Linked DNA regions of Homo sapiens: region 1 is linked to region 2. Evidence: read pairs that join two places in POLR2A ChIA-PET (ENCODE). Cell type or tissue: K562. All regions are shown on one strand.

Region 1 (4,000 bases), 420 kb after region 2:
TTTAAAACACTAAAAAGAGAATTAACTGAAAAGATTTCTTCTTGCCCTGTCTTCTGGTTGCCTGGTCCACAGGCAATTATTGTTACCAGCTCTTTTTTATATTCTTCCAGTGATATTACATGTACATACAAATACATATTTATATGTATATATTTTTTCCTTGAATTTTTTTTAGTTAATGCAGTACTGGAATATCATATAAACAGTTCTGTATCTTGCCTTTATTTTTTTACTTATTCTTTCAATGAATTTTTTTTTTAAATGGTTGCTTTGTGGTATAGTTGAAACGAAATATATCTTAAAGATTGCTCTACAGTAGTACAGTTTCTTCATTCTTTTATTTTATTTCCCCGTGTTTGAGTAAATTGGTCTTTAGTGGGATTGCTGGGTCAAATATACAATGGTAAAGTCTCACAATAGAGTATGACATCTCATTCCGTCTTTATAACAACATTACGAGGTGAGAGTTGTCATTATTTTCTTTTTAAATATGGGAAAACGGAAGCTTACAGAAGTTAAATAACTTTCTAAGAGTCATGAGGCTAAGAAGCTGCTGCAGAGACAATCAATCATTTCATCAGACTTCATGCTTTAAACCACTATTCTGATTATGGTTTCTCCATGTAATAATCCATGTATACATCCCTTTGGTTTAACTCTCTTGTCTGATAACAGGCTCTATGCTTGCCTTGGCTTAAGTTATTTCCTGGCACAGGACAGTTCTGGAGAAAGCAGATGAACCAGGCCTCTCAAGCAAAAACCAGTAGCAGAAAACCACTTATGCGATGAGAATGAGCTCTTTTATTTTGACTCACAGAAACCACCACCAATTTGGGAAATGAATTTTACTTTTTTTTCCTTTTTTAAACTTTTTTTTTTTATATAGAGATGGGGTCTCCTTGCCCAGCCAGGAAATGAATTTTAGAATATAATGCAGTTATAACTAATTCACATAATATTTAGGCCTGGCAAGGTGGCTCACGCCTGTAATCCCAGCACTTTGGGAGGCCAAGGTGGGAGGATCACTTCAGGTCAGGAGTTTGAGACCAGCCTGGCCAACATGGTGGAAACCTGTCTCTACTAAAAATACAAAAATTAGCTGGGTGTCGTAGCACGCGCCTGTAGTCCCAGCTACTTGGGAGCCTGAGGCAGGAGAATCGCTTGAACCTGGGAGGCAGAAGTTGGCAGTGAGCTGATATCACGCCATTGTACTCCAGCCTGGGCGACAGAGCAAGACTCTGTCTCAAAAGAAACAAAAACAACTAATTCACATAAGTTTTAGAATAAACTTTATAACCAAACCCATATGTCAAAATAACATATTTGACAAAGAAGAAGCAACAACAAAAAATGGAGATTCAAACCATGGCAGTGTGTAAAATAAACAATCTTACAACCCCCACCAAATGTATGATATACAGTACATTTGCTTTTTCCCCATGACACTTCCACTCTGTCACCCTTCATTAAGCAACATTATATTTTACTTAGGCACACAAAGCAGACAACTCTTTTTTTTTTTTTTTTTTGAGATGAGTCGTGCTCTGTTGCCCAGGCTGGAGTGCTGGAGTGCAGGTGGCGTGATCTCAGCTCACTGCAACCTCTGCCTCTTAAGTTCGGGTTCAAGTGATTCTCCTGCCTCAGCCTCCAAGTAGCTGGAATTACAGGCGTTCACCACCGCGCCCAGCTAATTTTTTTTGTATTTTTAGTAGAGACGGGGTTTTGCCATGTTGGCAAATAATATTTACCTGTTAGATGTTATATATTTGCCTGACCTCAAGTGATCTGCCTGCCTAGGCCTCCCAAGGTGCTGGGATGACAGGCATGAGTCACGGTGCCCCACCCTGGTTTAATTTCTTATCTGACCCAGTTGACTATGAGCTCCTTGAGAGCATGGGCCACACTGAATGAACAAATGAAAGAACGAACAGAAGCAACTTTTTTCCCAAGAATATCTTTTATTCTCTTTCTTTCTCTAAATACGTGTATACAAATACACACACACACACACACACACACACACATATATTCCAGAGGATACTACACATTTTATAAATAAAATTTATGAAATAATATTTTTGGAAGTTTTCTATTAGCTTAGACTTTTTATTCTCTATTTCTAGAGAGAGACCCCAGATAATAATATATAATAATGCAGATTATTATGTGTACAATTAGTTATGAATTCATGTTTTGGAGGTGAGTATTCATTTGCTGCTTGTTCTTTTGCTTTCTTCATCTATATATGGAAGGAGATGCCAATAGATAAGATAAATATATGGGAGCAAAACTTAAAATTAAGAACTATTGTTCACTAAATCATATTTTTCTGCAAATGAGTGAAAAGATTGCTGGCAAAATATATTTTCTAAGTCTTAAAATGATGAACTGGTTTTTGGAATTTGGTTATCACGCATTTGAATTGTGAGCCAGGGTCCTTTCCTGATAATCACTATCTCTAAACTCCATAATACCAAGTTCAACCTCCACCCTAAGTTCTCAACTAATGCTGCATTTGTCTATTCATACTGTTGGAGGATAACAATGGACAAGCAAGGTGAAATTGAAATCAGGGCCTGGATCAGTCAACAAATATTCATTGAATATCTACTACATGCCAATTTTAGAGCCTGGTTTAGAGCCAACATTAGAATGGCTTGATTCTTGCCGTAGCTATCTTTCTAAGCCACAGACTTTAAAAACAAATGCTTTGAATTATACAGCATCTCGACTGTTCTTTAAAGGAAGTCCATGCACATGAAAGGATGAATGTGACACCTTGAGTTTAAAATGCAAGTTAGGACGGGCACTGTGGCTCATTCCTGTAATCCCAGTGTTTTGGGAGGCTGAGGCAGATGGATCACCTGAGGTCAGGAGTTCTTTGAGACCAACATGGCCAACATGGTGAAACCCATTCCCTATTAAAAATACAAAAATTAGCTGGGAATGATGGTGGGCACCTGTAATCCCTGCTACTCAGGAGGCTGAGGCAGGAGAATTGCTTGAACCCAGAAGGCGGAGGTTGCAGTGAGTCGAAATTGTGCCACTGCACTCCAGCCTGGGTGACAGAGCAAGACTCCATCTCAAAAAAAATAAATAAATAAAATATAAATAAATAAATAAATAAATGCAAGTAATTAATATTAAATAGATATATATGCACATGTGTATTATATTTTTGTAAAAATAAAACATAGATTTACACTTCCCAGTCAGAAAGGTGGTGAAATTAAAGAAACAAAAAAAAAGCTTTACATATTGTGTTTATGTGTACGTTCATTGAAAAAGGCATGGAAAGATAGATATTAAACTGTGAGCAGTGGTTACCTTATGGCCAAGGGCAGAGAGATGGAATTTTCATTTTTTCTTTGTGTACTTGTATTTGAATTCTTTAAAATAAGCATGCATTACTTTTGTGGTTATAAAACATGTAAATAATAATGTTGCAGGGAGCAGTGGCTCACTCCTGTAATCCCAACACTTTGGGAGGCCAAAGTGGGAGGATTGCTTCAGCCCAGGAGTTCAAGACCAGCCTGGAAAACATGCCGAAACCCCATCTTCTATCAGAAATACAAAAAACTAGCCGGGTGTAGTGGTGCAGGCCTGTGGTCCCAGCTACTCAGGAGGCTGAGGTAGGAGGATCCCTTGAGCTCTGGAGGCAGAGGTTGCGGTGACCTGAGGTCGCACCACTGCACTCTCCAGCCTGGGTGACAGAGTGAGACCCTGTCTCCAAAAATAAAAAAAGTTTATATAAGTAAACTACATATTTCTAGCAAGAATAAATAAATGTATATGCATATATAACAGGTAAATATTATTGCTGCATATTATCTACATACACTGGGTTTACATATAAAAGGGGGAAATTCTACCTGCTGACAGTGCTCGATAACTATTTGATTTTAAAGGGATTGGCTTTCAATTTTCATTTCCTTTTTTTTTTTTTTGAGACGCAGTCTGGCTCTGTCGCCCAGGCTGGAGGGCAGTAGCATGATCTCAG
Region 2 (4,000 bases):
CATTAAGAATAACTAATCCCTTGGGAAAAGACACTAACACCCAGAAAGAATGTATGGAGGGCAAAGAATACAGGACAGAAGTGAGGGAACCCTGGGTCACACCAATGTATAAGGTCACATCAGTGAGGAAGAAGGCATGGCCAGGAAGTTATGAGGAAAACCAAAAGCAAATGAGATATCAAAAACCCAAAGAGGAGAGTTTTAGGGAGACAGAGCCCAACTGTTTAAATGTGGCACAGAAGTCAAAAAAACTGAAGTCTGGCCGGGGGCGGTGGCTCACGCCTGTAATCCCAGCACTTTGGGATTACAGGCCGAGGCGGGTGGATCACAAGGTCAGGAGATCATAGCCATCCTGGCTTACACAGTGAAACCCCCTCTCTACTAAAAATACAAAAAAAGAAATTAGCCGGGCGTGGTGGCGGGCGCCTGTAGTCCCAGCTACTCGGGAGGCTGAGGCAGGAGAATGGCGTGAACCCAGGAGGCAGAGCTTGCAGTGAGTCGAGATCACACCACTGCACTCCAGCCTGGGCGACAGAGCGATACTCTGTCTCAAAACAACAACAACAACAACAAAAAACCCTGAAGTCTGAAGACCCCATGTTTGGTAATTGAAGCTTCCACGAGAGAAATTCCTGGGAAATGGTAGGGCAGAAATGGCATTTGCCTAGAACTAAGGGATTTCTTGTTATGTGGAACTTCAACGCTAAAACTGAAACAGTCTCAAGCAAACTGGAATGGTTGGTCACCCTAAGACTCAAAATAGTTAAGGTTTATGTAGCAGGTGAGGTAGAAGCAAAAAGTGTAGCTTCTTTTTCAGAGAGTTGACTCTTACGAAAAGATGACGGAGAAATATCTAGGGAGGGATACAGGGCTGAGAGAGCTTTTCACTTACTTATTCCTCTTTGTTCTTTCTTTTAAAAATCATGCTAAACGTTTATTTCTAGCATGAGAGAAAAAAGTGGGGAGCAAGGATGAGGCTGAAGATATGGCCAATAAGGAGAAGATGGAGCAACAGCTTGTCCTCATGAGGCAGGAGGGGCAGGATCCTGAACCATGAGGGCAAGAGAAGGTCCTGCTTGCTGAAGAGAGAAATTGTGTGGAAAAGTGGGGTGGGAAATGGAAGGGTGTCACAACACATGGTCTCCATCTTGTCAGGACCTGGGAGTGAGAGAAGGGATAGGGTGGAGGCTTGAATGGAGATGCGCAAAGGTTTGGGACATGAGGAGGATACAGGAAGACACTAAAACACATTCCAGGTACCAAGGAACACCCAGCTGAGATGGAGGATCATGACTATGAGGCATGCAAGCATAATTATTATTACCACGTTAGGATACCCAGCCTGTTCAAAGCCATACCAGCCTGTCCAAAGCCATACAACTACACGCATATTATAGCATATTTCTAGTCTTGAAAAATACCTACCATTGCACTTAAAAAGAATTCTTGGCCAAGCGTGGTGGCTCATGCCTGCAATCCCAGCACTTTGGGAGGCTGAGGCGGGCGGATCACTTGCAGTCAGGAGTTCAAGACCAGCCAGGCCAACATGGTGAACCCCGTCTCTACTAAAAATACAAAAATTAGCCAGGTGTGGCAGTGGGTACCTGTAATTCCAGCTACTCAGGAGGCTGAGGCAGGAGAATTGCTTGAACCTGGGAGGCGGAGGTTGCAGTGAGCCGAGATCACGCCACTGCACTCCAGCCTGGGTGACAAGAGTGAGACACTGTCTTAAAAAAAAAAAAGAATTCTCTATGGGCAGGGATGTGGCTAAGCAAGAGATTTTTTTTAAAAAAAAGATTCTAACAGCTTTCAGCAGAAACTGATATAACAGAGGAAACAATAATTTCAGTCCTTGGCAAAACAATTACTAATGGGCAGTACTTACTGTACTACAGTAAGCGGCATGGTCAGACACATTATGTGCCCAGACTGGAAGGCAAGGTGGGGAGGAATAGGGCTACATAGGGACCTGAGTAACAGGATGGATTGGAACCTTGACATAATGCCAAGCCTTGGTTGTCTGCTACTAAGTACTGCCCCCTTCCTCTTAGAGGATATTTATATATACCCTATGCCAAATCACAATAACGCTTTGTGATCGATCGTTATCCAATTTTTCCAATGCATAAACCATGCTTCAATTTGGTTAAGTTACTCGTTCACTGCAGGTAAATCAGCAGAGATGAGATGCACCTAAGTTGATTTAGCCCCTCCCCTTGGCCTTTCTTATTTGTCACCTATAACAATGAAGATAATAACACCGAAGCACAGGCCTCTGTAGGGAACAAAGGAAATAATGTATATGAAAGCACCAAACACCCCACAGACACTTTCTATATACATTTCTCTAGCATAGTGGTTCTCAACTGGCAGTAATTTTTCCTCCCAGGGAGACATGAGGTAATGGGGATATTTTTCTATTGTCACAACTAAGGCAGTGCTACTGGCTTCGAATGGGTAGAGGCCAGGGGTGCTGCTAAACACTCTACAATGCACAGGATAGCTCCCACAGCAAAGAATTATGACACCCAAAATGTCAATAGTGCTGAAGTTGAAAAAACCTGCTAGTACCATAATACAGGGAACTGGAAACCACACACATGTACAAAGCACAGGAGAGCCTGGCAAGTAACAGGCAGGTCTTGGTATTAGGACACTTGTATATTTGGATCTTGGATCCACCACTTGCTGTTGACAAGCTATTTATCTTACCTGAGCCTCAGTTTTCAAATAGGGATAATGACAGTACTGTATTAGTCTGTTCTCACACTGCTATAAAGATACTACCTGAGACTGGGTAATTTATAAATGAAAGAGGTTTAATTGACTCACAGTTCCACATGGCTGGGAGGCCTCATGAAACTTACAATCATGGCAGAAGGTGAAGCAGCAGGAAGGCACGTCTTACATGGTGGCAGGAGAGAGAGATAGCAAGGAAGTGCCACACTTTATAACCATCAGATCTCATGAGAACTCCCTCACTATCACAAGAACAGCATGGAGGAAACCACCCCCATGATCCAATCACCTTCCACTAGGACCTCCCTCGACATGTGGGGATTACAATTAGAGATGACATTTGGCTAGGGACACAGATCCAAACAGTATCAAGCACCTACATCATGGCAATATTAAGAGGCTCAGTGAGTTAGCTTAAATGCCTGGGATGCGGAAACAATGTTGATATTATTATTAATTAAACGTATAGCAAGCAAAACAGTAGGAGAGAGATAACCTGTTTTACTACACTAGGTAAGAAAGGAGAGGAGAATTAAGAAACATTACAATGACACTATAGTCTTAGTAACAGTCACAGGGTTATTAATGTTTTCCTACTGTGCAAGTGTATCCTGGATTGTATTCACAACAGTTTAGACAAATTAAATCGTTATTAAGTAATATTCTGTTAGCACAATGGAATTAATCACCTTTAACCACTTTGGAAGAAATCCAATAGACATTAGCTTTCTGGAGTTGCAAAAGTTCTTTTCATCATTAACAGTACTCGTTCTATTTCCTGTGGTGCTTTCTTAAGAAAGGCTTTATTCAGAAGAAAATGACTTACTGATAGCATTTAAAGTTGCATCTACCATTGGTTAATACTCATTTTTTCCAGAAATTCTTTTATGAAAATATCACAATACTTTTGATGTGTGCAAACATGAACCTGGATTTTTACACCTCTTGCGGTAACACTCGGTTTTCAACTAACTCACATCCAGATATTCCTGCAATCAATCCTGGGTGCCTTGAAGCCAAGCAGCTCTCCTTTGCAGCATCATCAGAAGGCAGCCTCTCACTCAGATGTTCTGGGCGTTGCTCTCTTCATGCCTTTCTCCCCGCAGTTCTACAGCACCAAGGGCTCCTCTTTTCCCTCCAGCTGCTCACTTCCCACCAGTCTTTCCTCCCCTGCCCCTTAACCAACCTATTGGTGCCATGTGTCCTCTCTGCCACATTCATGGCTGGTAAAAATATTTCTTTTTCCCCAAATCTCCCTCGG

What was found. Peaks named below come from ENCODE experiments on the same cell type or tissue, not always from the same donor. Only the 100,000 strongest peaks of a DNase experiment are listed, where the experiment ranks them.
Region 1: POLR2A ChIA-PET joins it to region 2 with 9 read pairs; 3 of 35 experiments call an interaction of 5 or more read pairs at or near these places.

The regions. Positions count from the first base shown.
Region 1 is chr11:83,149,960-83,153,959 of GRCh38, forward strand. No RefSeq gene overlaps it. Among named protein-coding and RNA genes, the nearest start is that of PCF11, 5.2 kb to the right of the region's middle. In K562, no CTCF peak of the experiment used is centred here; a DNase peak (open chromatin) is centred at 1,902.
Region 2 is chr11:82,727,142-82,731,141 of GRCh38, forward strand. FAM181B (family with sequence similarity 181 member B) reads right to left here. Exons shown (of 1, transcript NM_175885.4): 1 at 2,799-4,000. Among named protein-coding and RNA genes, the nearest start is that of FAM181B, 4.7 kb to the right of the region's middle. In K562, no CTCF peak of the experiment used is centred here; no DNase peak of the experiment used is centred here; H3K27me3 peaks cover 1,421 bases.